Linked DNA regions of Homo sapiens: region 2 is linked to region 1. Evidence: read pairs that join two places in POLR2A ChIA-PET (ENCODE). Cell type or tissue: B cell. All regions are shown on one strand. Each heading gives the region's core, and the rest is flanking DNA. Links, peaks and the distances in the headings are about the cores only.

What was found. Peaks named below come from ENCODE experiments on the same cell type or tissue, not always from the same donor. Only the 100,000 strongest peaks of a DNase experiment are listed, where the experiment ranks them.
Region 2: POLR2A ChIA-PET joins it to region 1 with 8 read pairs; 2 of 35 experiments call an interaction of 5 or more read pairs at or near these places.

The regions. Positions count from the first base shown.
Region 1 is chr13:50,778,401-50,789,194 of GRCh38, reverse strand. It overlaps a transcript of DLEU7 not described here. Among named protein-coding and RNA genes, the nearest start is that of DLEU7-AS1, 24 kb to the left of the region's middle. In B cell, for the core only: no CTCF peak of the experiment used is centred there; a DNase peak (open chromatin) is centred at 5,084.
Region 2 is chr13:50,721,238-50,732,031 of GRCh38, reverse strand. It overlaps a transcript of DLEU7 not described here. Among named protein-coding and RNA genes, the nearest start is that of DLEU7-AS1, 81 kb to the left of the region's middle. RefSeq lists an enhancer at 346-545. In B cell, for the core only: no CTCF peak of the experiment used is centred there; a DNase peak (open chromatin) is centred at 5,691.

The DNA.
Region 1 (10,794 bases), core at 1,657-9,656:
ATGCTAACCTGCACGTATGCTGTCCACACTCCGCACACACCGAGCTCCGAAACACTGAGCACCCTCTAGCAATGTTTCATGCAGAAAACAGACAACCTTCTGGATGCTGTTGTTGTGTTGTGACGAGGCTCTGTTTGGCAATACGACGATGCTCCAGATGTATGTTTTCCAAAATTGAAGCCATTATTTACAGCCATACAGAGGGAAAATAAACTTCACTCGGCTGCGGACTTCCTAGAAGCTGCTCTTTCCTCGATATAACCCAGGCTCCCGCTCTGGGTTTACAGCTGAAAATAAAATGCAGTTGGTGTGGTGGCTACTTTCACAGTCCCAGGGGTGTGAGGGTGAAAGGGTGTCCGTGAGGATGCCAGCTTTTGCTCCCCGCTCCCAAACATCACTCACTGTTATGATGAAGTCTTAACCTAGCATCTCTCATCATTTCTGTGGGAGGGATTTTCCTATGAATCACTTCCACATTTGAACATCCCAGGCGAGGGCCCTTGATGCTATTTTCCTCTCAGGAAATATTTATTCCCTTGTAATATTTTCATTTCTTGGCTCCTTGAAGAGTGATAGAGTCTCACTCTGCTTGTCACTCTAGGACACAGAGGACAGAGTGGTTGCTCTGTGTTCTTTCTGAAGCCCTGGAGTTGGAGATGTAGGCAGCCATTGATGGAGGCTCAGTATTTAGAGTGTCCTCGACAATGAGGTTCTTTCTGCTAAGTGCCAGGAATTGTTCTTTTGACTTCAACCTTTTCTTTCACAGCCTTGGTATTATTCGTCAGTGTTTTCACACACACGCACAGGAGGGTCTGGGGGAATGTGTTGGGAGATGTCACAGGCCAGCCCAGAACTGGTGCCCACATTTCCACCCCCTCTCTAAGAGGAGGCTGAGGAATGTGGTCCAGCCATGAGCCCTGAGAGGTGAGGAGATTGGTTTGCTGGGTGTCTAGCCAGGCTCCAACCAGGATAAGTGTTGGAATAAGGCAAGAGAGTTGGTTAAGAGAATACTTACAAGGCTGGGGACAGAGCCTGCACACAGCTAGAGACTGAGAAATGCGAGGTCCGGTGGAACTCAGCCCCTGCCCTCAGGAGTCACAGTTGAGAGATAGAGATGCTATCAGATTATCTAACTGTGGGAGAATCCTATGGTGCTGGGGAAACGCCTGCTGTGCCACGAACAGAGCTGTGAGAGTGGAAAGGAGGGAAATGTAGGCTACTGGCTTGGGCTTAGGGGAGGTTTCACAGCAGAGGATCCATCAGAGTGAGTCAGAGAGGAGTGAATATGGGTTTGTGAAGAGGAGACGTGGACAATGGGTATGAGCAGAGGGAAGGCGCTGAGCTGGGTGGTCCAACATGAGTGGAGAGTGAGGCCACAGAGTCCATCGGGGAGATGGGGGTGGAACTGGTCTGTGGGGATAGATGGCAGGGAGTCTTGGGTGCTGCTATGTAGGTAGTAGGTCATTGTTAAAGGTGGGGGGGAGGGCAGGGGAATGACATGATTGGATCCATGTTTTAGGCAGTAGGTCTGGTGACCAGTGGAGAATGAATGGAAAGTAGGAACAGCAGGGGGCAGGGAGCTCAGTGAGGAAGCTGTTTCCACACCTGGGGCAAGAGGTGTCAGCAAAGATGCAAGGATGGCAAGTGGGAGGTGGTTCAGGTGACTTCTGCAGGGATTTGATATGGCCAGTGAGGGGTGCCGCCCTTTGATTTGCTCCATCTTTGCTATCTCCCTGCCCCCAACACATGCTGGTGTTCCATTTCCCTTTGAGAGTCATGGGATATGAAACCCCAAATGCTACTTTAAATGTTAGTAATTACAACAGAGAATGCAGACAATGTTATTCATTTCTCTTCTGATTTAACAGTGGGAGGTCCCTGTTGATTGGAGAAGTAATGCTAACAGTAACATTTCTGAGCTTTGTGTTTTAAATCCCCTCCTGGGCATTATTAAGCAGGCCTGACCTCACCAGGAAAACTCATAGTCAGTACAGCATTTACTAAGTAAACGCCAGGCACTGTTTTAAGGACTTTTTGTTATGTTAACCCATTTTATCCTCATAATAAGGAAGGTGATGCCAGAAAAATTATCCAAAACTTGAAACGAAGGCTAAAAGGTGAGAGACATGTTCTTTCAATATCATAGGAGAGAAAAGGCCACTCAAGGATTTTCTTGAATAATGTCCTTGATTTACCTCATCACTCAACTTTGATTAAAGTTCCAAGGCTTAAGGAAGTCACTTGTTAATTTGAAGACTTTGGTCCAGCAGATTTACAAATAATTTATCATCAGGGAAACCGAGAACCTCAGTGATTTATGGCATGTTGGACATTACCCAGATTATATCTAACCTGGCAATCTTATCCTAATATTTCTCTGTTAAATTTTCTGTAAATATCCTTACTCCTCAGATGCCCTTTGAGGGTCATAACATTCATTTTTAACTCACACAAAGAGTTAAAAAATAAAGGATTTTATGTTTTCTAAAAATTCCATTTTGAAAATTATCATTTGCACAGAGAAATTATGGGGTTTGCCCAAGGACAGAGAGATTCAGTTGGTAAAGCTGGGATTCTCACTCAGGAAGTCTGGTTCCAGGGAAGTCCTGTATTTACCCACCATGTATTAGTGAGCAATTTTCTCCATTCTTAACTGTTCTGGATTTCTCTTCCTGCTGAATCCTACGAGTATTTATTTCATTTAACAAATATGCACTGAGCTGCTACTATGTGGCAGGTTCTGGATTAACCTACATGGTAAATTGTATTAATGTTGTATAGTACACGTATACAAATTAGCTCTTATCTATGTGTTCAGGAACTAAAAAACAAAACAAAACAACCAAAAACCAGGCAAGGAAACTTCTGGGCAATTACATAATTTGCTGTGTCATTTCTTTAGAGTCTTGTGATTATCTATGAATATGGCATATGGTGAACCAAGTGTATTTGCCACACAGGTAGAGAGAGAAACCAGAATGGGTAAAAATCAGGCTCTTTGATGATGGGGTTCAGGCCCATGTAAAGTCCAAGAGTTAGGTATTTTCTAGAACCTTGAACCCATCAAAGTCTTATTAGTAAAACCACACAAGCAAAATGATGTCACACGAAAGTCTCCTTCTGCCAAATCTCTGCCACCATGATCTGCTTCAAAACGATGGCTGCCTGGAGTTTCTCCACCTAATTTTCATCTTAATGCTGGTCCTTTATGCTAGAGTCTGTTCAAGCAATTATGAGTAGTGGTTTCCTTCTATTCTGGCGGCCAGTATGTTCTGTCATTTTAAAGGCGTTGCTGCCTTTAGATAATGAGAGTATAGAATAAAGGGCCTGGAATATCCATGGCCACACCTGTATTTCTATCTCTCTGTTCCCTGAGAACATTTGGCAAGTGTTGGTGATAAATGCTCTATTCTTGGAGAAAACTGGTACTTCCCATGACGTTTTGAAGTGTTTATCTCCAAGTCATGAATGGCAACTTCAACTCCCAAGTCAGGAAATTCAGCTACAGCCCAGAGAAGAAGGAAGTGATGCCACAGGAGTGTTTCCCAGTTAGGTGGTTCAACATTGAGGAAGACAAAGCTTAATTTACCATTTAGCTTTGCAGCCTCTTAATCACCCAGTAGTTGGCCAAGTTGCCTTAAGTGATCTTTTTTTATAGCTGAGGATAAGGCTGTAAGGACTATTCAGCACTCAAATTTTCAGATTCCAATTTTCAATTTCCAATGGGTCATATTAACTCCAGGATCAACTACCATATTTGGCTTCTAATAGAGCAAAATTCTAGGTGAAAACTGTTCTGTACTCCCCAGGTACTCCTCTCAAAAACAAAATTTAAGAAAATTGTAGTGTTACACTGATTACTATGATTACTGTCACATCTTCTGATTTAATCTAAAATTGCTCTAAGATGTGAAATAATTGAAAGCTAGTGAATGCCTGGCCTCATTCCTGATTCCGGGTGCATCCATCTCTGTGTCTCACTTGTCCCAACCCCAGGTGCCCATTGAATATGGGTTTTCTCCAAATGATTTGATGTCACACCTGCGTAAGTTACTCCTCAGCTTAAGTCAGCAGGAAGGAACATTAACCCAGGCCATCTAGTAGATTATCCATTGGCAAACTCAGGCTTCACAGGACCAACAGTCATGGCACTTCCATAGGGCATGACGTAAGCTGAGGGGTTGTCTCTTCTCCTTATATAAGCAGCCCAAGTAAAAGCCCAATTATGTTAAATCTAGAGAAGAACAAGAAGTCCCCAGACTCTCTTCAGTAAGAAAAAACTAATTTGCACATCTGAAGACAGCTAGTTTCAGGTTGATAACTGACAGCTCTAGGGAAGAACAGTTCACTCAGAGCTGCAGGACAGGTTCCAATATGAATCGCTTACTTTTATAAAGCACTTAACTGTTCACACAGATGCAGGGAAGGAGATTGATCACTCCACTACAGATCAGAGAAAGAACCCAGATGGTCCGAGCAGCTTGTCTAAGGTCACCGCTAGGGAGAAGTGGCAGGTCAGGGATGGGAGTCCATGCTTTCAAATGCAGCGGCCATGCAATCTCTCTGTGAGTGTCTCCAGGACAGGTTGCCATTTGTGCCCATAGAAAATGCACTTGAACACTTCTCCTGAGTGTGACATGCTCTGTGGAGGGAAATGTCCATTATCTGGGGGCACAAACATCTTTCTTGGAGAATAATGTGATCGAAAATTCCCATTGCTTCTCCTCCCTTGAGATGGAAACAAGTTGGGGAGAGGTATGCAGTGAACAATTCAGAAGAACCAATAACCAAGCTAAGTTAAGGCAGATATGCAGATGGAATTCCAGTAGGTTTGATTTCCACATGAGATGCCCAGCTGCATTTTTCCATCACTTTTTATGGGCCTCTAAGGAGCTGTGAAAAATACCTGGTCTGTAGGGACCAATGTTCTGAAGTAAGCAGCTAGGAAAAAATCCTTCTTTAATATGTCTTGAAGTGAATTCATGATTGCACCAGAAATATATCTTAATACAACATGAGCACATCAATAACCCAAAAAGCAGAAGTGCTTCCAAAGCACTTCAAGTGGACGTTTGATTAACATCTCACAGCTCTAGACATTTGGAAACTCTCTGCATCCAGGTTGCACAGAAATCCATGTGCCTGGCAAAACACAGGGGGCGGGTCGCTGAACTGAAGCTAGAGCTTACGGCTTTGCAAGAGCAAGGGTTGGCAACCTCTTAAAAACAGGGAGTGGTAAGTCTGTGATCTTTGTTCTGGCAGAGCAGTCACAGCACAGGCCTAGAGGGCCTGGCCATATCTCTATATGTGTTCCTTTGGGCGTGGTATGGGCCAGCATGGGGAGAGCCTATGGCAGGGATCAGGGACTGATGGCTGGGGATGGGTGTGTAAAAAAGTGTCTGTTGCTGGAGTAAATTTCAGAGGACTCACCTCAGCTCACCAGTACGTCTCCAGCACTTTGTGTTGAATTTGTGAGCACCTATTTTCTTTATGTTTTACATTCCTGCTACCTGTTTGTGGCAGAGACGCTATTGGCCATCAATCCATCAGCTATAGCCTGTACTTTCTTTTGCTCACAGGACTTCACTGCAGTCACCCTCCTCTGAGAGGTTGTATCGGCTGGGTCCCTCCCCATACTAGGGAGGGAAGCTCCACTGGTCTAAGCTAATCATAGTGGTGTCATTCTAAGTGAATGAAACTACAGAATAATTATAACTTGGAGTGAGATGGTTTGGGGATCAACAAGGCTTCCAGTTGGCCAGAGGGTGGACTCTGTGTAAGATTATGTGTAAGATGACGTAACCTGAAAATATAGATTAGAATCAAGCTATTGGGGTACTTTGAATGATAGGCCAGGAAGTTTAGATTTTGTTCATGTCATTGTTTGGTTCAGATAGTTTATTTGGAAGGCCATCTCTGGGGGCACAAAAGGGAAGAAGTAGGGGAAGTGAGATAGGGAAGGGAGAAACCAATGAAACATTTGTTAAATGAGTGATTTGCTGCTGTGAGCAATGGGAGCTCAGCCCTGCTGGGCCCCCTGAGAAATGGAGAAACACACTTTAGAATCCATCTACCGGAGATAAGGAGACTGAGGAATTCAGCAAGTGATTCCCAACCCCTATTGGTTGAGGTTGCCCTCAGCAGTGTTGACTTTTCCCAACTTCTGGGTTATACCTTTTGTAAAACAAGCTCCCTTGATGCTGGAGAAAACTTTTAGGAAGAATAGAAAAGAGACACACGCCTTTGAAGTGGGAAACTGTCTTGGGAGCTCATGTTGTAGGTGAACGCAGGCTGAGGGGAGGTGGACCCAGGCACCAACAGCATCTGCTACATTCAGTAATTAATGGAAGACACAGAAAATGTTTGAATAGGTAAAGGACATGATTAGAAGTTATCCTGAAGAGTTTTTTTTTTTTTTTTCTGTAGACAGTGTATATGATGGGTGGGAATTCACATTTTTATTCAAAAGACAATTTTGAGTCCTGTGCAATATGCTAGGAATATGGTAAGGAATAAATCTTCTGACTTCAAGAAGCTCACTATATGGAAACTAGGGCTATTTTGTAGAAGATGAGGAGGCTGTGCTAATGGTCAAGTGTGAAATAATGAGGAAGCAAATTAAAGCCATGGCAAGGGAAGGCAGAAAGGATAAAATGGTTGGAGATAAAATTGCAGAGATCAAATGAAGAGGTCGCAATAGCTTCTTGGACAAGGAGGTTGAGAGTGAGGGAGAATTCATAGATGACTAAAGTTTTGGTTATGGCTATTTGAGAATATCACACTGCCAACAACAGAATCTTAGATGCTGAGAAAAGAGCTATATTGGAGGATGGCACAGAGGCTGGGAAAATGATTACCATGGCAAAGACACAACATATGCACATGTCTGATTTCCGTTAGCCATTTATTGGAAATGGCTTTTGTTTCAGGAACCATGCCAGTCACTGTACTAAAGTCTAGTTACAAAGACTAATGAAAAATGATTTTTATTCTCAAGGGACTTACAGACCCTTTGTGAGGGAGGTGGTTTTCTAGATATGTGAGGAGTCATGATCAGACCACTAACGGAGGGAAGAGAGTGTTAAGAAAGGCTTCTTGAAATATATGACATTTGAGCCAAGTTTTTTGGGGGTATGGGGGAAAGAGATAGATGAAATGCTTTTATTCTAGAGGGCAGCCACTATGCATATAAATAAAACCACAGTTTGAATACATATGGAGAAGGACATACTAAATGTTCAAAGATATTCATGGCTTACAGAGCCTAAAAGTGTAGTGGGCTCTTGGCATCAAATTTCAAGATTTTCTGACTTCTAACATAAAATCTTAAAATCAAAGCCATCTATTTTTTAATCTCACAAATATTTGCAAATAAAACAATTCAGTAGAATTTTTTTTTATTTGTTCTATTTCATCTAAGGCAAAATCTTGTCAAAATTATCACAACTTCCTAGTGTTCTGAGCTGAGATGCGAAGGACAGATAGGAGTCTTCCCGGCAAAGACAGGCGTGGTCTAGATCATGGTTGCTATTGATAATTTATGCCACAGATGATAAGGAGCCATAAAAAGGGCTCCAGGTAGGGGAGTGTCACCATCAAATGTGTGTTTTAGGAAGATCCACGAGGCAGTGATGTGGGGAACAAGGGACTGAGGCAGGAAGACCATTTGCAGATGCTCTAGAGCAGCCGTTTTCAAAGTGTCTAGGGATGTTGGCGGTGCTCAAGATCTTCCTGGAGGTCCAGGAGTTCAAAACTATTTTCACAGTTACTAAGATGGTATTTGCTTTTTCACTTTCATTCTCTTACTGGTATACAGTGGAGTTTTCCAGAGGCGAAGTGACATGTGATGACAGCATTTCTCTGATGGCTGGTCAAATGTGCTTCGCTATTTTTGTGTGTTTTAAACATTCCTTTCTACTTTCTAGTTAATTTCTAAAGTGGCCTATGTCCAATATGGTAAATATTGATTGGTACAACCCTCATGAACAAAAGCACTTTGAGATTCTCAACAATTACTGAGTGTATAGAGGTTTTAGTACCAACAAGTCTGAGAACCACTGCTTTATAGATATTTACCAACTTGATTTAGAAAAATAGCCATTTAAGGAAGGCAGGCAGAAATTCTCCAGTTATTTGGGTAAGAAAATGCAGGCAGAAAATCAGAACATGTTTGATTGATTGCTTGAGCAAACCCAAGGATAGATGGACAGATGGATGGATTGGGAACTCATCTGAAGAAAGCCAGTGTTTGAGTGCTGGCTCTGGGAGGGAGGAATGGAAACCTATCTGGCAGAACAGGGGAAACGAGCGGAGACAGGAAGGCGAGATATCACACTTACTGACTCCCAGCCTGTTCTCTGCCTGGCCACAGACTCTGATTGCCCCTTCTGCATTTGCACACTCACAGATTCCATCTCTGTGAGATTGACCACAGGCCTTCTCCACCTCCCTCTGCCCTGTGCCGTACCTCGTTTCTGTGGGAACCCTTTTGGGAAAGGACCAATGATGACTTTACTTTTTGGACTGAGTTTATTTCACTTCAGCAACTATGTAGCCTGAGGATGGTATTCTCCCTCCACCCCAATTCCACATAAGGCAAATGACTGCATTCTCACAGAGGCAAAGAGCACATATATTTCTCCAGAAACGTAGTAATTGTTAAAGCTGGTTTTATGAGGGCTCCTTAGCTGTAATCTGATTCCCACATGATAATGTGTTGCAAATTACTAGTAAATGCTGTTTTCAGAAGTCTGCAAACTGATATTTGCTCTCAACAAATGAGTCGTTAGTAAAAAACAAAATGACCCTTCACATTCGTGAATGCCAATAAATCCAGGTTTTAAATCAAAAAGTCCTTGGTGAAATACATTTGGTGGACTCAATTTGCTACAACGCACAGAGCAGTAATCTGTGGCATGCAGAAACTGCTATCTAGGAATGATTCAGACAGAGGTGTTTTTACTCCTAGGGTGAACTTCTAGACCATACTATCCTGGAATGAGGGGGGCTGCAGCACTGCTCAGGGGCTCCACCATGGCTGTACTCGTAAGCCTACCACCTGAAGACCTTGATCCCTGATCCCCTCTGCCAGCTGTTCTTCCCAATTGACCACAGCCTTAAGCTTTTGCAGGGAAGAACTTGCTATTACTAACACAGAAACTCACAATCTCTTTTAAGATGATAACACATTAATCTCTGTTAAGCTGTTAACACATCTGTTAAGATGTGTTAACGGCTTAATAGGGCATTCTTCAAATGTGTTAGGTAGAGCTCTCAGTTCTGGGAGGTTAGAAAAAAAGTGTGTCATGATAAAATAATTTTTAAAAACTCTCTTTGACGAATCAGAACATATTAGCATTTTAAAGGCTCTGAAGTCCTTCAATAAAGACGCCCATTTAAATTACACTAATTTGATGAGGTGGCAGAGTCTATATGCCTGCTTCCGTTTTCTAAAAAGTTACATTTCCCAGGACTCCCCTGGGGGCTGGATGCAGGCATATGACCTAGACAGGACCAATCCGTGAGACCTGGGAGAGGAAGTCAGCACATCCAGAAGGGATTGCACCTCTTGATAAGCATGGGGCTGCAGGTATCTGGTTTTCCCGAGGTGGCTGTGATGGAGTGCCTGGCATCCACTCTCAAAGGCTATGGTTGCTCAGTCGTATGTGATAGCAGTAGTAGTGATGTCTCTGCTACAGATGTACCACAATGCAATTGGGCCTCATTTTCTGCCTGTTTTTGGCCCCAACTGTTTTATCCCTGGCTGTGTAGCACACAAGTCTGGCCTCCCAAGGAATAATAATAATAACGAATTCCCTTGCTAATTAAGCTAGATAGAGTGAATTCGGATTGCAATTCAAACTTTGGTACACTATGGCAGCTATCTAGTACTTAAGAATATCCCACAAAATTACTGGTTCATGGAACGTAAGTTTGGAAATGCTTTTCTTCAAAAATAGGACTTGGGGAGATTCCGAATCTTAATTCAAGGTAATGAAAGCTCTAAGGGTGGGAATTTCTGCTCCTGTGCTTGGCGATATCTGTCACGCTGGCTGTACAACGTGCTGTGTTTTTTGCTGTCTTTGGACTAGAAGCCTTTGAGGTACTTTCTAAATCTACAATCCCAGGAACACGTTAGCTGGACTAAGCACCTGTCCTTTATCTCACACCCTAGTAGGCCTTTGTGAGAAAATACAAATGTGTCAATAGTTTGATCGCCTATTGGGACTAACAAGAGGCTAGAGATTTATACATGGAATCATTCCACAATGCAAAAAGATAGAAAATTAAGTGCTACATTTTGAAGCTTAACATAGCTAACTTATTAAACACATAAATCAAAAGCAATTTTTTCCATTATTTAAGATTTCTTTATTTAAATTCACGGCTCATAGGCCAAATCAGCTTTATCTAAATTGAGTTCATGGACATGTTTTATTTTGCCCAGACAGGGTTTTGTTTAAAGGGAATCAGTGGACATTTGGAAAACTAGGAAATTTGACCTTCAAAGTTAAAAGAGCTGGCACTATGTGTGGAGATCATAATGCTATTCTCTGATACAAAGAATGTTTTTCTTTTTGTCTTTTGATCCCTAAAATTATTCTTCACAAAAAGACAACAGCCAACAGCTATCTGGTTCATTTTTATTTTTAAGTTCCCCAAATGTAAACATGTCCAGTAGTTCATGAGATGAATAGAAGAGCACCCACCTGATTTCTCATAGCTATGGGATGGAAAGAAGAAGGAGGAAGCAGCAGATGGAGGAAGTCAGAGATGGAGATTGAGAGTCTGGGT
Region 2 (10,794 bases), core at 1,541-9,540, 57 kb after region 1:
GTTTCATGAAATATCAGAGTAGAATAAAGCAATATTGCAAAGTATGAGTGTATATAATTTTCTTTTCAGTTTTATGCAATTAATATACATATGTGTAGATTAATAAATGGAATATTATAAGTAGATTTTTAACGATTTCACTTAGAGGCTTAAATATTTATATGTTCAAATTGGCAAAAAATGTTTTTAAAATTTTCTGTTTCAAAAAATAGGCATTGGCTTTGTAATTGGGAGGGACTTGTATTCAGGTGTGTAGATAATTAAGGAAAATGTAAGGAAAGGGACTAATTAGGAAGAAAGACAAAGACAAACAGCCTCCCTTTCCTTTGTTTATACTTCTTAGCAATTATCAGTGCAACATTTTAGAATAAGAAAATACTTCTAAGTCATTGAATTGTAGACTTGCCTGGGCTTGTTCTTGGGCCAGTGAGGTTTTTAGAAGAAAGCTCACTTCCTGCAGTAGCCATGGCAACTTCAACAATACAGGCCCTACCCTGCCAGCTCCAATCTGTCCAACAGATTCCCAGGGAGGAGAAATATGTTATCACAATAAGAGATGATTTCCAACTTTTAACATTTTTAAGTAGGATATTTATTGTTATTCAATTCATAAATCCACTCATCTTCAATCTCAGCTACCTACCACCTCAAAAACACATATACATGTTGCCAGTGGAGGGCCTTGACTACAAGTTGTCCAGGTTTTTGGCATTTTGAACCAAGAATTGGACAAAATGCACAAGCAAAGCAATGAAAGAATGAAGCAATGAAAGCACAGATTTATTGAAATGAAAGTACACTCCACTCAAGAGCACTGGTTACAGAATTTTCTGGGGTTTAAATACCCACTACAGGTTTCCCATTGGTTACTTGGTTACACTCTCCATAAATGAAGACTTGGCCGACGACCACTCTGGTCACAGGAGGTGACCAATCAGAGGCTGAAGTGAAGTTACAAAGTTAGACATGAAGACTTGGGCCACGACCTGTCTGATTGGTTGCAGGAGGGGACCAATCAGGGGTACTTTCCATTTTTCATCGGCTATGCAGTGTAAAAGGAGTAGCCTCTGATCCTTTTGTTATGTGGGTGTGGAGAGGTGGGGTTTTCCTTTTGATTAAGTTCTAGGAAGTCAGTGAATCAGCCATGGATTCCCTGTCTCCAGACTCTATTTATTCTCCTACCTCACACCCACACACAAACACACACACCTTCATTTGCTCCATCTTTTTTTATCTAATTCTCTCAAAGATAACCAACAGAATTTTGGTAATCTTGGGATGCAGAATTTTGGGATGCAGCCATTGAGTGAATTGCCCACAGATTTGAAGTTGTAAAATGCCTTTTCTGCCTGCCTGAAACACAACCACAGAAATTCCAGTTGCATGCCACACTCTGATTTAAAAACCAGGAGATTCCCTGGAAAGTATTTTTACTTCTATGTTCAAGGAAATATTCACCAGGATGGAGACCCCTCAGCAGAATCTAGAGGAAGCACTGCTCTCTGAGTTCACTTATCTTATATTTTTTCTACTATCTGCCCAGACAAACTCTTGAATTTGAAAGAAAAATTCTTAAACTTACTCAAAATATTTAACCAAATCAATCTGCTGGGCTTTTCTAATTGCAAGTGATAAGCAATGAGGGAAATATATTGCTCTCATTGTTTTAAATACTCTTTCTCTTACCTTTCCTCTGCTCTACCACAACCATTCTGCTTACATGGTTGACCCTTGAACAACATGGGTTTGAGTTGCTCAGATCTGCTTACTTGCAGATTTTTTTCAGTAAAAGTTACACTGAGTGTGCTGCCTCCCCTTCCACCTCTTCCAGCTCTGCCACCCCGAGACAGCAAGACCAACCCCTCCTCTGCCTCCTCCTCCGCAGCCTATTCAACATGAAGACAACAAGCATAAAGACCTTTATGATGATCCACTTCCACTTAATGAATAGTAAATATATTTTCGCTTATGATTTTCTTAATAACATTCTTTTTTTTTCTAGCTTACTCTATTGTAAGAATATGGTATATAACACATATAACATACTAAATATGTGTTAATTGAACTGTTTATGTTATCTGGAAGCCTTCTGCTCAAAAATAGACGATAAGTTAAGTTTCAGGGAGTCCAAAGTTATAGAACACACACAACCCCATTAAAAAGTGGGCACAGGACATGAACAGACACTTTTCAAAAGAAGATGTATGCGTGGCCAACAAGCATATGAAAAAATGCTCAACATCACTAATCATCAAAGAAATGCAAATCAAAACCACAATGAGATACCACCTCACAACAGTCAGAATGGTTATTATTAAAAAGTCAAAAAATAATAGATGCTGGCAAGGCTGCAGAGAAAAGAGAACACTTATACTCTGCTTACACACTGTATTATAAATTAGTTCAGCCACTGTGGAAAGCAGTTTGGTAATTTCTCAAAAAACTTAAAACAGAAGTACCATTTGATCCAGCAATCCCATTATTAGGTAAATACCTAAAGGAATAGAAATATTTCTACCATAAAGACACATGCACACAAATGATCATTGTGGCACTGTTCACAATAGCAAAGACATGGGGTCACCCTAGGTGCCCATCAATAGTAGACTGAATAAAAAAAATGTGGTACATATATATCATGGAATACTATGCAGCCATGAAAAAGAATAAGATATTGTCATTTGCAGCAACATGCATGGAGCTGGAGGTCACTATCCTAAGTGAACTGACAAAGGAACAGAAAACCAAATACTGCATGTTCTTTCTTATAAGTGGGAGCTAAGCACTTGAGTACACATAGACATAAAGGAGGGAATAACAAACACTTTAGCCTAATTGAGGGTGGAGGGTGGGAGGAGGGTGAGGATCTGAAAACTACCTATGGAGTACTATGCTTATTTTAATACATGGGTGATTAAATAATTTGTACACCAAACCCGTGAAACCAATGTACCTACGTGACAAACCTGCACATGTCTCTCTGAAACAAAAACAACAGACAAATAAATAAATAAATATATCTGATAGAATTCTGAAAAAAAAGTTATACAAAGATTTTCAACTGTGCAGGTGTGGGTGTCATTGCCCCAAACCTCACCCCTGTAAAGGGTCAACTGTATATTAAGGAGGGGAGACAGTGGTAAAGGAATACCCTTCAGTAGTGAGTATGATGTGCATATGAACAGGTGACATGATGACATAATTTTTATATTCCAGGCTTAGCATTTGAGAGAAATGTGTGCTATTTGTAAAGAAAAAAAAAGTCAATGGACACATGAACATCCTTAAAATGACTAAGTTATCACAAATGAATCTGAGAAAACAAACACTCCTGTTCTGTAATCTTTGGGGCAGGCAAAAGAAGAGCTGAGAAAGGCTGATGAAGTCAACTCTTGGTGGGTTCCTATGATGCACTTTCCCAAAGAGCTTGACCCTTCCCCATGGAGATTTAGTCCTATTAACCTCGCTGAAAAAAAAATAGGGCTTTCCTGGGAAAACACTTTTGGGGAGTGTAGCATACTTTATGTCCTTCTTGGAGATCTATAATGTACGTTCACTTATTAAAGCTTTTGAAAAGTTCTGCAGTAAAAACCTATTAAACTTTGTTTAACCTTGTGTTTAGATTTTAAATTCTAGAACTCATTTGAGCATAGAGATTCCTTTTGCACATAACTCCTATTAACATCACATAGGACCACTATTTCTTAGACTATATATATCTAGGGAACTGCAATGTTAGTCTATTATATTTCTTATTTGTCTTTAAAACAACTAGTTTCTTATCTGTAATTGGAAAAAGCTGCAGACACCCATTCCCACCCCCGACCAAAGCCCAACCTCATGTGATTACTTTACAACCTAAGGACTAGCTTCTTCCTGTCTCCTGAGAGGTGTTCCTGTGGCCAGGGCTGGAGCCAGAGGCCAAGAAGGTGACCCTGCCAGGTATGAACATCTGCAGCCTGAGGTGCACTTCAAAGTCTTGCTCTCAAAAAGTCAGGACTGCACCTTTCTCACCTGCAAGCTGTTAGAAATGCAAACTCTCAGGCACCACCCCAGATCTACTAAGAAAGAAACTTTATTTTCACCAGATTCCCAAGGTGACTTACCTGCAGTGATCCAGCACCCACAGGGGAGAAGCAGAGAGAAGGTGTCTCATTCTGGAAGAGGCTGGGGAGCCAGCTTGCCTGGCGTTGACACCGAGTGTTCATGCAGAATAACCCAAAGTCACAGCAGTGTGCAGCTCTGCACATCTTGAGGGTGTAATGGGGATCAGTGTAGGGTCCGAGAAAAGCCAGGAGGATAACTTGGAATCTCTTCAGGGAAGTGGAAGAGGACTGGCCCAGGGAACTGAGACCAACAGACACAGCAACCCTGGAGGTATTCCCAACGTGATTCCTTGGGAATCACAGGGAGCCCAGGCCTTAGGGGGATGTAGCTTCTCATGAGAGTCAGGTGAGAATGATGGGAGCAGCCCTTCACAGGTGTGGCACCTCAAACCAGCTGGTGTCAATGACCCCCACCTCCCAGATGAACAACTCGGTGGCAAAGAAAATACTGTGATTGCATGCAAATATGAAATCAGGCCTCATCCTGGATTACCTTCACATTCACTGAACAAATTAGTATTTGGTTGGAGCTTTTGTTAATTCTTCAGTCCTCACCCACTAAATGCATGCACACATGCTTACTAAAAACAGAGAAAAAAAAATACCTAGACCTCATACTTGTGAATAGCACAAGACGATTTTTCAATCTCTGCCTCTTCATACATTCGGAAACCTCCTTGCTCACACACACTCACACACACACACACACACGTATGCAAGAGCGTACAGAACTTCTTATTCTTTTTTTGGGTAACACTTAGCACATATTAAGGACAAAAAAGTCATAGACCTCGTAGAATTATAGTTTTTAGCATAGCAATGATTTTGTAGCTCAGAGGAGGTGGCTCTTCATTCCATTGCCTGCTATGAGTTTTGTCTCACATTGCTGGGCACCTCTAGCAGATATATGGTATGTGCAGTGCTTAAAACATTGCCCAGAAAAACATATAAAATTGAGGATATAAATAATTTCACCTTCCCCGTGCCCCCACTTTCCTCTTGCCTCTTGCTGATAAGAAAAAGATTAACTGGATTAATTGGCATGTGTCATCCAAGAATCTCAGTAAGTCTAGAAACATGAAGTCTCCAGGCTCAGTTATGAGTGGAGCTGGTTCCATCTTCATTTCCTGAGGCCCAGGAAGGTAGGGGGCATGGTCAAGGTCACAGCCCTAATTAGAAACTGCCACCTAGACTCATAGGTGCTCAGCCCACCCCCGAGGTGCACCCATGCCTGGAGAAATAAAAGGCATAGCCAGTGGGCTCTTAGAACGATGACACACATGAAAAGACCTCCCATGCGATCCACAAATTTCACTGCAGATGGGAAAACCTTTCAGAAAGTGTCTCAACCTATTTTTTTCAAACATTGTGAATTTTGGCAAAAACTTTTGTGATTTGAAAATGCAACGTTTACCCTTAATTTAAACCCTTGTGTATTTTCGAGGGAAATTTAAGTTAAAAAACATGTATTTCTGGTTAAATGGAAGCCTGTGTTCCGTGAAAGGAGGAGGCGGGAAAGTCAGGTGGCTGTTGCAGGCTGGTTCCCAGGGGGATTTGGGTAGAAGCTGTTGAAGTTGGAGAAGTAAACTGTCAGCTGAGGAGGGGTGGGTGGGGGAGCTAGAAAAACAGAAAAAGGAATGGGCATGTTGCCCTGGGGATGGTCAAAGGAGGCAAATCAACAAAGTGCTGAGGTGGAGAGGCCTGGCTGGGGATCTCATGAGTCTAATAGCACCCAGAGGTTGGCAAGGCCATGTTACCTAAGTGTCCTAAGGCCACAGGGCAGAAGTAGGGAAAGCAGTCATGTAGTTTGTTGACTATAATTTTCACCGTTACTTCTCCAAGACAGTGATAGGTCCCTTGAAGGCAGGAATCACACTGCATTGATCTTTGTATCCTTGAGGCCTGACATAATGCTTAGCTGCATACAAATGATGCTGCAAAAATAGATGATAAGTAAATGAGAAAAATAAGGTATTTCCAATCCAAACCACCAAAAGCTAATTAAGTCTAGACCAAGACCTTCATGATTAGAGTTATTTGTTAATAGTCATAGAATACCTCTTAAACTGGTAAAATAATTGTTTGACTTAGTGAAATAAAAAAAAAATCCACTGGTTGATGTAGTACAGAAAAATAAAATAAAATAGAAAAACTTCATCAAACTCTGTTCAGTTTAACAGTCAGATTAACCCAGCAGCTGAACCATGGCTGTAGGTGGACACGGCGTCTCCTTCCCCTCCCATGCCCCCGCTCCTGACCACTGCTTGATTTTCCTGCCTTCTCTTTGATTTTTAAAATCTACTAGCTCTTGATGAAAACATGAAATTATGCTACACGGGCTCACTTTTCATTCTGAATCTCATAGATAGCTAATTCCTTTGTAATCTCATAGATAGCTAATTCCACAAGCCCTAGGGGTGGAGCAGCTGCTGTCTGGGCTCAGACCTGAGGCAGACCTGGGCAGGAGCTCCATGCACACAGAGCCTGTCTTGACTAAAGGAGGGAAAAACCAAACCTCAGATCTTAAGCAGTGCACAGCCTCTCATCCTCCTACAATCTGGCAAAGTGGTGCACAAGTGCACATCACTAAGGATCAAAGCAGGTTAGAGCAGAAAGAGATTTCAGGGATTTCCTAATTTTGTCAATGAGCCCATTGACAAAATCACAGCCCATGACCACGTGGCTGGCTGGAGAAGATTGGGACCTGGATTCCCTTCTCTTTGGGTCAGTGGGCTTTCTTTTGCAGACACTTCATACTTGTGGCCAGTGGAGGCAAGGTAGGTCACTGCTGGCACCAGGGAGAGACTCAAGGACATTGTGAACGGGGGAGCTGGGCATTGTGTCAACTAACTTTGGCTTACATACATACAGTCAGCCCGGACCATGGGCTATTGATATTAGCGTTGTTTGGAAAGTATTTCCAGGTCTTCTGGAACACCTGCGGTAGGAAGGCCTTCTGCCCTTTGTTGTGGGAACATATAAATAGTTTGAGGCAATGTAGGTTACAAGCAGAAATGATGTCTGTCACTTTTAGACCGAAACATTTAATCGCTGGCATGGGACCCTCAGAGTCACTCTCTTTTTCCTTTTAGTGTGGCAACCAGTGACATTTGAAATGGTGGCTGCTCCTGCAGTTTGGGCTCCTGAGTGATGCTGATGAGCAGAGCTCACCCTGATGCGATGGGCCGATAGCCTGAGTGAGTGAGGCATGCGCTATAGGATTTGGAGGGCATTTGTTACTGCAGCAACACCCAACATATCCTGGTTGACAGAATCTCCTCTATCATCTCCAAGGCAATTGACTCTTTCTCTGTGCCTCTCTTCCCTTTCACTATCCCAACTTTCCCTCTAATTCACTTTCACCTTGTTTGGGGAGTCCTTTAATTTTTGTTTTTGTTGCTTTTTTTTTGCCTGCCAGATTTCATCCGTAGGAAAAGAGGAAGAGGAGCTGTGATATTGTGTGCTTCCATCAACCCTCCCACAGCATCTTTTTAATAATATCTGAGACTCACAAAAATATCTCACTCTGATGTTGCCTGGGAGCCCCAGGGATAAAAGATGAAGAAGTATGGTGTGCATTCACAAAAGAAAAAAGTAATTTTATAATATAAGTTAATAAATAGAACACTGGTAGAAAAGAGATTCAGCCTGTGATCATTATTTTGAAAGACAGTTAAGAGGAGAGTGATAGCAACTATCATCACGAACAAGGGGATTTCATTAGTTTTAGGTTAGTTTGCTTAAAGGACTGCATATTCTAAAGCTTTTTCTTCAATTAGTGATGGGCTATGTGCCATTCCAACTTTTATTATTAAATGTATTGACCATCTGTACCTCATAATTTAAAACATCTTTTTCTTTTAAAAATTTAATATTTTATAAACACAATGGTAGTACATGCTCAGTGAATAAAACTTGGAAAACACAGAGAAACAAAAAGAAAAAAGTTCTAGAATTTGCTCTCCTTCTATGACCCAGAAATAACCATTCAGCATTTTGTTCATTATCTTGGAGACTTTCAACTATACAAGTATACATGAATATAAATTATATATATATATGTGTGTGTGTACATATATATATTTTTTTTATTATTTTTTTCTGCTATAGACTGAACCATACTGCACCCCAGAAAGATTCATAGGTGGAAGCCCTAAGCTCCAATGTGATGGAATTTGGAGATGGGGCCTTTGGGAGATAAATAGGCTTAGACGAGGTTTTGAGGGTGGGGCTTTCATGATGTGATTAGTGCCCTTATAAAAAAAGACACCAGAGAGCTTTTTCTCCCTCTACTTCCCCTCACATGAGGACACAGCAAGAAGGTGACTGTCAACAAACCAAAGACGCTCTCACCAGAACCCAACCACAGTCACACCCTGGTCTCAGACTTCCAACCTCCAGAACCCTGAAAAACAAATTTCTGTTGTTTAAGCCACCCCGCCTATGGTATTTAGTTATGGAAGCCTGAGATGACCAATACGTGTGTGTGTGTGTGTGTGTGTGTGTGTGTACAATTATTGTTTAAAACTACCGAAGAATATTATGCGATGGTAGCTAATAGATATAGAGGTCCATAATGTTTGTTGTTTCTTTAAACTAGGGGATGTTATTGTATATTGGGAAGAATATACATTAATTATCAAATAAAATTGATGGCTAATTATAAAATACAATTGAAAGTCTAGTTACCAAATACAATTCTTCCTGCTAGGTTTCACTTCTTCAGTAAGAATTATTAGAAATAGGTAATTTCTTTGACTTAATATTTCCACTTGAAGAAATTTAATCTGTAAAACAGATATATGCAATAAAATTTATATTAAAATGTTTATGAAACCTTTATTGCACTGAAAATTAGAAACATACTAATGTTCAACATTAAGGGATTGCTTAAGAAAATCTGATACATTTATCAATACAATAGAATATTCCATAGCCTCTAAAGTTGTTTTGCAAATGAGTACAAGTAAAACTGGAGAGATCTGAATAAGATCAATGGAATGCTGTGATGTCAATATCCTGGTTGCCAGGTTGTACTATAGTTTTGCAAACTGCTACTATTGGGAGAAATTAGATAAAGGGTACACAGAATCTCTGTAGTATTTCCTACAACTACATGCAAATCTATAATCATCTCAAAATAAGTTTAATTTTTCAAATAATGAAAAAAATTGTGGGAATGGTTTATGAAGGACAATAGTACTTGAGGATGAATTCTTGTTCTGAAACGCTAAAGTAATAGATTAATGTTATGGTAGAGAATTCTGTGAAGGTAGCCAAGCATTTTGCTGAGTGTGCTTTAAATAGATAACATTGTATTTTAGAAAAGGAATTCCACTGCCTAACCCACTCTGCAATAGCGTATTCCTTGTTTTGTGAATTTTTTTAATTTAATGTAAATAAGCAGAAAAATAATACATAGAAAATGTAATTTGTTCATTTGTTTCCCAGAAGTGTAGTGGCAAGAATCTCCAAAAAATATATTATGGAAGAATATTTATTGACTTGAGGATTTGTTAACAAAGTCAAAATACAGATTAGAAAAGGGTATAGTGTAATAGAGAAGAAGTTTATGGCTATCTTAGTGTTCCCACTGGTTCCTCCTCCTGGAAAAGCAGGTGAACCCAGCCATGCTCTCATAATGATACAGAAACACAGGAGCCCAGGCCTACCTCTGGGCTTAAAACCAGGACATCATCCCTTCCACCTTATTCTTTACACCAAAGCATGTCACATGGCAAGCTGAGAGTCAAGGATGGGGCAGGTCACTCCAGCCATGTTGGGAGGACACTGCAAAGTTACGTGGCAAAGGGCTTCTTTATATAGATGAGTGAAGAAACGGGGCCATTCTCACAATCCACACAACCCCATGCTCTTCTCTACTTGCTCTCACCTTTCTCTGTGAAGGAAATGTAAATGGGCCTTTGCAGAAAAGCTCTTCAAAAGGGTTGTCTGGCTTCTGGCATATATTTGAAGAATGAATGAAAAAAAAATGCTGAATATTATATTTTCAGCCTTTGCAGCCTGATATAAATCTCTTTAAAATTTGCATTTCTTTTCTAGTGATTTTGAAGGTATTGGTCATACTTATTGGATGTTACGTTGTTCCTGTTGTGAAATGCACTGCCTTCCACACTAGCTAGTACTTCCCATGCCTAGACTTTCTAGTGCTGCCTTGCAAGGGTTGGCTTGCTTCTCACTGGCATTTCCTTCACAGTTACTTGATGCTTGAGTTTTCAGTTCTGTTGATCTTTTTACCTGTTCTCCATCTTTCAAAAATTTTATTTCCTTTGTCCATTGTCTCTTCTTCTGTTTATAATTTTGTATTATTTTTATTCATTTTTTTGCCATTTTGGTAGTAACATAAATAATATAACAAAAAATAACAAACATTTAATCTGTCATATATATTATGAATATTATTTCCCAGTTTATCACTTGCATTTTTTTTTAATGCTAGATGTATTAGTCAGGGTTCTCTAGAGGGACAGAATAAGATAGATGTATATGTGAAGGGGAGTTTATTAAGGAGAATTGACTCACACGATCACAAGGTGAAATCCCATGATAGGCTGTCTGCAAGCTGAGGAGGAAGGAAACCAGTCCCAGTCCCAAAACCCCAAAAGTAGGGAAGCTGACAGTGTATCCTTCAGTCTGTGGCCGAAGGCCCGAGAGCCCCTGGCAAACC